Regions from separate parts of the Homo sapiens genome. Here regions 1 and 2 are each linked to region 3. The links are chromatin contacts, found by Hi-C in ENCODE. All regions are on one chromosome and are shown on one strand. Each heading gives the region's core, a stretch centred on a gene start or an enhancer-like site at or near the end of the contact. The rest is flanking DNA. Distances are from core to core; before and after follow the strand shown. Region 1 has its middle 22 kb from the start of TMEM177. Region 2 overlaps CFAP221 (cilia and flagella associated protein 221). Region 3 overlaps EPB41L5 (erythrocyte membrane protein band 4.1 like 5).

Region 1 (2,700 bases), core at 12-2,511, 410 kb before region 3:
CACTCCCCCAACACATGGGGATTACAATGCAGATTACAATTCAAGATGAGATTTGGATGGGGACACAGAGCCAGACCATATCAGTGCCATTCTGATGTTACAATGGGGGAGTTGGTAGTGCCCAGGCCAAGAAGTGAGGCTGGACACAAGGTCAGTGGTCCAAAAAGAGTGCTGAGTTTTTGTTGCACTAGCTTAAAAATGCAGAGAGCAATGCTGAACTTAAGGGTTTAGATGTAGATTCTTTGGTCATTGAGCACATCCAGGTGAATAAAGCACGTAAAATGCCCCTCCAGACTTAGAGAGCTCATGGTTGATTAACCCACACATGAGCTCTCCCTGCCACATCGAGATCATCCTTACTGAAAAGGAACAAATTGTTCCTAAACCAGAAGAGGAGGTTGCCCAGAAGAAAAAGTTAGCGCAGAAGAAACTAAAGAAACAAAAACGTATGGCTCTGGAATAAATTCAGCATAAAATAAATGCAATTAAAAGGAAACAGAAAGAAAGAAGGAACAGGAAACAGGAATGGGAACAAGAGGTGGGTGTACTTGGGGTATGGATCGTGGGAGGGAACAAGCAGGAAGCTGGGTGCCATGGGAATCTGCAGGCCAGTGACTTTCAAGGTGAGGCCAGTATCATTGTTTCTTTCAGTTTACTCTTGTTGGGAGCCTGAGAGTTCCCGTGGCATTGTCCTTGGCTTTCCGGGACATTTAAAGCAACGGTCAACTCGAGCTTGTCCACATGGAGAGAATGCCCCATCTCCATACGCCAAACAGGTACTATGTTAGGTCTTCTGATATATATTCTCCTTTAATCCTCACAACACTGCAATGGGGAGATTGTCTGCTTTGCAGATGAGAAAAATGAGACTTATGGAAAGGTTAAGGGTTAAGAACTTACCTACAGTTGCACCCACCATCGGGCCATGTTTCAAAAGGCAGCATCAACTGCAAAGGCCATGATCTTTTCTCTTTACTTCTGCCTCCCAGATTCAATGACAAGACCTGGCCTATGGTAAAATGGAAACACCATTTTGTAGGTCTCCTGGCTCCTAGGCAAGTGTCACTTCACTAAAGGCAGTTTTTCCTGCAGATTTCTGTCCTAGGAGATCCACATGGCTTTGTTTTTCTCTGCAGCTGTCCCGGCCTCTTTCATGAATAGGTAACCTTGCTTTTTCTGGCTGTTTTGAGATCTTTACATGCATGCATTTGCAATTCCCTCAGGCCAGGCCTGTGCTGGCAACCGCGATCACAGGGAGGACGCTGTCCCTAAAAGGCTCACAGCCTTCTCTTCTCTGATTCGCCACAGGTCTGACTGATCCTGGGGACAAGAGAGCCAAGGACAGAGCTGGAGGCAGGAGGGCAGGAATGTGTGGTGACCTGGTAGTTCTGAAACAGCAGGTTATTCCTCCCCCATCCCTCCCACCTCCTTTTCCCTTTATTCCTTTTTTCTCCCTATTTAAGGTGCTGTGTCCTTTGCCCCAGGGAAGAGGTATGAGAGCAGAAAGCAGAAAAAAGGAGTTGCTTCCTGGCTTTTGTTTTCCAAGCCTTCCTAGAGCCATAGGGGAACAGAAAGTTACTTGGGCTTGGACAAAAGATCTAGGAGAAAACAACAGGAGCAAAAGAGAGGAAGTTGAGCCAGGCTAAGGTTCCTGGGGCTGGGTGAAGGGAAAAAGGTGAAAAGCGGGTTCTGGGTCCTGCCTCCTAACTGAGGCCCTGGGAGGTGGCAGGACCGCGAGTGGGTTGAGGGGATTGAGAGCAGAGGGAGCCTGGCCCTCATTTCCCTAGGGGGTCGGGGGAGCCCAGTTGGGGGTGGGGTGCGGAGAGCTGAATAGAGCTCTCCTTACCTGTTCTTTCAGAAAGTCCGGTGTCCCAGCGCAGTGACAAGGCCACAGAGGGGTTCCAGTGAATCCCAGTGTAACCGCCCAATGGGTTCACCTTGCTGGCTGCCTAGACAGAGCCGGTTTATCAAGACAGGAGAACTGCAATGGAGAAAGAGGAATTCACGCAGAGCCAGCTGGGCGGGAGACCGGGAGTTTTATTATTACTGAAGTCAGTCTCTATTATTACTAAAATCAGAGTTTTTAAAGATAATTTGGCAGATAGGAAGGCTTGGGAAGTGGGGAGTGCTGATTGGTCAGATTGGAGAGGGAATCAGAGAGGATCAAAGTGAGCTTTTCTTGCTGTCTTCTGTTCCTGGGTGGGACAGCAGAACAGGTTGAGTCAGATTACCGGTCTAGTTTCTCAGCTGATCCATCCAGTGCAGGGTCTGCAGAATATCTCAAGCACGGATCTTAGGTTTTACAGTAGTGATGTTATCCTCAGGAGCAATTTGGGGAAGTTCAGACTCTTGGAGCCGGAGGCTGCATGACCCCTAAACTGTAATTTCTAATCTTGTAGCTAATTTGTTAGTCCTGCAAAGCCAGGCTGGTCCCCAGGCAAGAACTGATTTTGTTTCATAGCCAAACCATGAACTGAATTCCTTCCCAAAGTTAGTTTGGCCTATGCCCAGGAATGAACAAGGACAGCTTAAATGTTAGAAGCAAGATGGAGTCGGTTAGGTCTGATTTCTTTCACTGTCATCATTTCCTCAGTTATAATATTGCAAAGGCAGTTTCACCAATGTAACAAGTGAAGGGGTCCCACCATCAGGAATGTGGGGCCTCTCATGGGGACTCCTTGGCTGCTGGCTGCTGGCTGC
Region 2 (2,787 bases), core at 110-2,609, 460 kb before region 3:
TAAACAAATGCCTGAAACTGAGTAATTTATAAAGAAAAGAGGTTTAATTGGCTCATAGTTCCATAAGCTGTACAGGAAGCAGGACAGCTTCTGCTTGGCTTCTGCGGAGGCCTCTGGAGACTTACAATCATGGCGGAAGGCAAAGGGGAAGCCAGCACCTCACATGGCCAGAGCAGGAGGAAGAGTGACGAGGAGGTGCCACACACTTTTAAACAACCAGATCTCAAGATAACTCACTCACTCACCATCATGAGAACAGCACCAAGGAGATGGTGCTAACCCATTCCTGAGAACTCCACCCCCGCGATCCAATCACCTCCCACCAGGCTCCACCTCCAACACTGGGGATTACTATTCAACCTGAGATTTGGTGGGGACAGGACCAAACCATATCAGTATCTAACTACACTCACCCCAGGAGATAATACAATTTTAAACACTACAAACTGAAAAATTCTATGATTCTCTTTTTAAACTCCAGGAAGTGTCTTACTTGGCAACATTCTCCCAGGTTTGCCTGGGGCCTATTGCATCCCCTGCCTTTGCCTCTGGGAACCATAAATGGCTTTTCAAGAGTGAGGGAGGACAGAGTAGTAGAGGCCTCGCCAGCAGTAAAATAAAAATTCTTTAGAAAATTATGTAAAGACCCCAAGACTTCTAGTGTGACTCTATCTTTGACTGCTTGTGTGGTTTTTCCACAGCTGCGATTCCTTCAATTCATTTATGCTTCCGATAGACGTCCCTGCCATCCTTGATGCCTTACCAGAAGAGGACAGACTAGAAACAGTAGAACGGTATTTTTTTTTTTTTTAATCTTTGGCCTCTAATGTGGTCTGTTTTCCAAAAATATGTGAGGTGCTGTGAGGAACTTCAGAATAGCACACAGTTCCTGAGCTTGCAACTCAAATGAGAAGATAAGGCTAACACCCATCCATACCATCACCTAGATAAGATGTTAAATTCGTGGTGGAGAATCGACAGTCTCTAAGCTCTATGGCTTCCTGATCTTTAGCTCTTCCAGGAGCTCAAGGGAGAGATCTGAGGTGGTGCCAAATGGCCTTGGAAGGCTTCAGTGGTCACATGGACTTGGGTTAGTATGTGAAAGATAGGTAGGACTTGGATGGGCATAAAGAAATACAAGTCCAGAAGTAAGGCACTTACATTTGATTTTACTGATCAGCACGCAACAGCCAGTGAAATGGTTTTGAATCTCCTATCCGTATGCTCATTTACAATTGATGGCTACAGACACAGCAGCAGAGCTGAGAATGGGAAACCTGAGCCAAGCAAAGCCTGTGCCCTTGTCCCAGGGCAGCTTCTCCATCATGAGCACCACAGCATACAGCATTCGTACGTCCAGCTCACACGTGTACGTCCAGCTGGCTCACCTGGCATTGCCCCATTTGCAAATGCCTCTAGATCTGAGTCATTACTTCCTCTTTTTTAAAAATATACTTAGCTACTTATTATATCACCACATAATTTCAGGGAGAAAATTAGAAGTTCCATATGTTTTAAAGCAGATACTTTCTACCAGGCAAAAGTAAAATTCATTTAAGTTTTCTAGTTTAATTAACCAACATAGCATAAGGTTGTATACAAACTCATCTCTCATTAAAATTAGATTCCATTAGAAGATTATAGAGCACCCGAAATGTTGTATAGAATAGTGTGATGAAGGGGTAGGCTGTGGGTTCAACACCACCACCACCACCACCGCCACTCACTCACAGTACACCTTGGGCCACTGACTTCACCTCTCAGTGCCCCAATGTCCTCATTTTCAAATGGAATGATCCCAGGACCCATCTCATGGGTGGCTATGAAAAGCAAATGAATTACTACATGCCCAATGTTTAGTTCAGTGCCTCACACATAGTAAGGTTTTGATAATTAGATATACTACCATTAATGACCCTGGTATTCCAAACCCCTAGCCCGCTATCTGACACTTGGTAGGCAAGCAACAGCTCACTTTAGAATGAAGTTGTATCACCCAATAGTAACATTATGAGAAAATAAGCATAAGAGAAGATACATGGTTAGATTTCCAAAACATCAGATGAAGAGGTATTCATATCCCAAGAGGTTTTCCTCCATCCAGTGTTATGTCTCAAGTGTAGAAAATGAATACATATTTCTGATATTTTTAAATTTTGATTTTTCATGTCTTTGGGGGTATAAAGGAGCACCTGGATCTGCTGCTGTATCTGTGACGACAGAGTCGGGGTATAGCACAAAGAAGGCCACCAGCCCTGCATGACAAGAGCTCCGGCACATTAGGAAGACTCTTGGTCCCAGAGTTCCTCCCTACCCGCTATTTCCTGAACTCCTGTTACTGAAGACCCATTCCTTTAGCTTTGCGCTTTGTTTCTATTAAACTACCTCTGGGGAGGGAACATTTTAAGTCTCACTTATAACTCAGTATAAAATCACCAGAGCGTTTTTAGAGTTCAGGCTTGAGGGTCAGTGGCAGGAGAGGTGATGGGAATGAGAAGACTCCTGGTCCAGTGGGGAGTTCTGGGAAAACACGAGGAGGGGACAAGTGAAAAGCTGGAAACACAAGAGGCCAACTTAGCTGCTTTACCAAAAGCCAGATGCTCCTGCGTGCTTCTGTTAGACTGGCGTGAAGTACTGGCATGAAAGGTCTGGGCTGTGATCACTGTTCAGGCAAAGCGCCCAGCCCTGTGCCTGCCTGATCATTCTGCATTTGGTTCTGACTCCTGCGCTGGTAGCAGTTACCTGGTACTGCATTGCCTTGAAGTGAGTGAAGGAAGTGTTCTGAAG
Region 3 (2,700 bases), core at 135-2,634:
TTTCTCTCCTTCCTTCTCCATGCCAGCCTCTTCCCCTACCCCCATGTATAAAATGTGATTTGTCAGATCCTTTCTAGATACTATGAATCGTGGATTTAGATATGGTAGTCTTCCTCTAACCCCCTTTTGCAGAACATAAACATTTCTCATCCTCTGTTCATACAATTTTTTACTTTAGTCACATGAAAACATTGTGAGAATGGAATCTTGTTCCATTAACGTTAACCTTGGTGGTGTAGAAATTAGGACATGAAGCATGTCACTTTCAGTGTAAAATATGTCAAGGAACTTCATTTCTTTCATCAATTCCTGACAATTGCTAATGTAGTAATGCACTTTAGTTGCTTTGAGCACTTTGGGCTGGTGAGAAGGGAAATACATAGTGTCTTTGTTAAAAGAATGAGTGAAGAGAAGAGAAAATTTTAAAAGAAATTGGTGAAAGGAAAATAACTTTGGCTTTTTTATTGTTATTTTTATACTGAAGTAGACAAACAATTGTTCCTGTTCTTCCTGAAGGAATTGTTGTCACAATTTTATTATTATTAGATAATTACCTAAGCTTCTGTGTTACAAGCTGTGGCCTCAGTTCTAGGTGGTGGTGCTTGAGTGAACATTTTACATTTTGTTCCTGACAGCTGGCCAGCATTGTGTTTATATTGGCATGGAAAAGAGATATCTGATTCAGAGAACAGTGTTTTCCAAGGATTGTGACTGAAGACTTCCTTAATGGTGTAATAATGTACCTCCTCATAAAAACAGGTTTGACAGCTGTAGCTCATTTTTTGTTGTTGAAGGAAGTTTTATTTGTTTTGTTTTTAACTACTTTTAATAAAGAATTGAGATCCAGTGTATGATTAAGATTTGTAAGAAATTGCAGATTCCTTAATAAAGCTCGCATCTACAGACATGACTAATCATTGATAATAATAAATGCAAAATATTTTAAATTATTAGGGGTAGAGTTAAAAAATGAAAAATAAAAGGTTATGATAATAGGAAGATGATTGCTGGCTTGATTTACCTTGTGGAACTAGTTAGAGGAGTATTCAGATAAATTGTGGAAAACATTAGAGGATGCAAAATACCACTGGAATTTATACCCATTAACAGAGAAGAGTTTCTTATTACAAAACTGTATTTGTAGCCCCACCAATAGCTTCAGGAATTATTTAATTATAAACTGTAGAAGTTTGGAGATAAGACCTGTGTTTAATAACTCGCATTAAATCTTTCTGGGGACATCATCAGCAAAACTCTTGGATAATTAGAAAGACCTGGGAAGATTGGGTTCTCTGGAATATCCAGGTTATCACTTTGAAATTTCACAATCATGTTGGAATAATAACATTAAAATATTTGAGTAGTAAAGGCATTGAATATCAGTCTGAGTCATCCACATTTGGTAAGGAGGCCTGGGGCATTTGTTGCAGTGAAAGATTTCAGGAGTCTTGTATTGATATCTCTTTTTTTGATTCATCTTATTTGTTGGACACCTACCAGAGTACCTCATTGGGTCTTCTTTATACACAGCCACTTATCATTATGCCTTTCCACATACCCTTGAATTTCTTGACCCTCTTCCTGTTGTATGCATCTGGTTAAATCCAACTCTGTATACTCTGCATATAGCTGGTGAATGTGAAATACACACAAAATTTTTGAGTGGTCTTTAAATTTTGACCACTAAGCTCAAGTGAGCCTTCAATGCTCCCTGATACCATATTACATTTCCTTAATCTATTTGTTCTCCTACAATGCTGGGCTGACTTTCTCCTCTTACAAACCACTTCCTCCTCTTACAAACCACTTCCTCCCTTCCTACTCTGTTCTCAGCTGATGACCTTGCTTCCTACTTTATTGAAAACATAAGCAATCAGAAGAGGTCTTCTCTGTACTCCCACCATTTTATCAGTGAACTTACCTGCATTTGGGAATTTGTTCCTTGCTTTCCCTGCTGTTACTCTAGGTGAACCATCCATACTCTAAGGCCCAGGTCCTCACTAGTCATTTAGATCCTCACCTCAAGTTACTCAAGACCATCATTTGAGCAATCCTCCGTTTTGTTCTACTGCATCGGTTTTCCCTTTCTACTGAAGTATTCTCATCAGAACAAAAACTTCCTAAGATAGCTCACATCATTTAAAAAAGAACTCCCTTGAATCTACCTCTTTTGGCAATTCCTCCATTTTTTTGTTTCACAGGTAGCAAAACTGTTTGCTTTGTAAGAATTGTCTATACTTGCTATCTCTTCTTTCTCTTAATCTCTTGAACCCATTCTAATCAAACATTGTCCCTGACACAGAGGACTGGGTATGATTGTGCAGATTGCATACTGTACAAGAGTGCCACATTTAGGAGAATGATGTTCACATAATTTATGACAGTGATTTTCCAGCAGATGGCACTAAGTGTCTTGTTCCGAAAAGATTAGTGTATTTGACAATTTTGCAAATTGGATGTGTCTTTTCAGAGGAGCATTGTTTTAATCCATATAAAGGCTCTGCCTTGAGTTAATAGTGTTATGCTACTACTCCACCAAAATAGCTTTATTAGATCACAAATGACCTGCATATTTCTAATCCCACAGTCCATCTTTTAGTCAGCTTAATTAGCATTCAGAAATCGCTCACTTCACGAAATTGTCATCACCTAGCTTAGAGATGTCACTATTTTTTATTGTCTTCTAACCTCCCTTCTAAC

The links. Hi-C counts contacts between places; a loop is a spot of excess contacts on that map. Pooled maps may share reads with other maps.
Region 1: a loop to region 3 is called in a map of endothelial cell of umbilical vein, with 12 times the contacts of the local background. The contact joins two enhancer-like sites. A Hi-C loop is called at or near these places in 7 of 168 maps with a recorded cell type or tissue (A673, MCF 10A, PC-3 and 4 more), 11 of 37 single-sample maps with no recorded cell type and 15 of 50 pooled maps.
Region 2: a map of endothelial cell of umbilical vein shows a loop between it and region 3 (2.2-fold over the local background). The contact joins two enhancer-like sites. A Hi-C loop is called at or near these places in 1 of 168 maps with a recorded cell type or tissue (endothelial cell of umbilical vein), 1 of 37 single-sample maps with no recorded cell type and 8 of 50 pooled maps.

The regions. Positions count from the first base shown.
Region 1 is chr2:119,699,695-119,702,394 of GRCh38, forward strand. It overlaps a transcript of TMEM177 not described here and the pseudogene RPL17P15. Among named protein-coding and RNA genes, the nearest start is that of TMEM177, 22 kb to the left of the region's middle. RefSeq lists enhancers at 514-1,713, 967-1,572, 1,573-2,179, 2,180-2,700. Within about 2 kb of position 1,262, at least 2 of the 41 ENCODE cell types and tissues checked have a DNase peak (open chromatin) inside an H3K27ac peak, as active enhancers do.
Region 2 is chr2:119,646,257-119,649,043 of GRCh38, forward strand. CFAP221 (cilia and flagella associated protein 221) reads left to right here. Exons shown (of 24, transcript NM_001271049.2): 22 at 702-794. Among named protein-coding and RNA genes, the nearest start is that of TMEM177, 32 kb to the right of the region's middle. Within about 2 kb of position 1,360, at least 2 of the 41 ENCODE cell types and tissues checked have a DNase peak (open chromatin) inside an H3K27ac peak, as active enhancers do.
Region 3 is chr2:120,107,572-120,110,271 of GRCh38, forward strand. All of the region lies in intron 16 of EPB41L5 (erythrocyte membrane protein band 4.1 like 5), which reads left to right. Among named protein-coding and RNA genes, the nearest start is that of EPB41L5, 96 kb to the left of the region's middle. Within about 2 kb of position 1,385, at least 9 of the 41 ENCODE cell types and tissues checked have a DNase peak (open chromatin) inside an H3K27ac peak, as active enhancers do.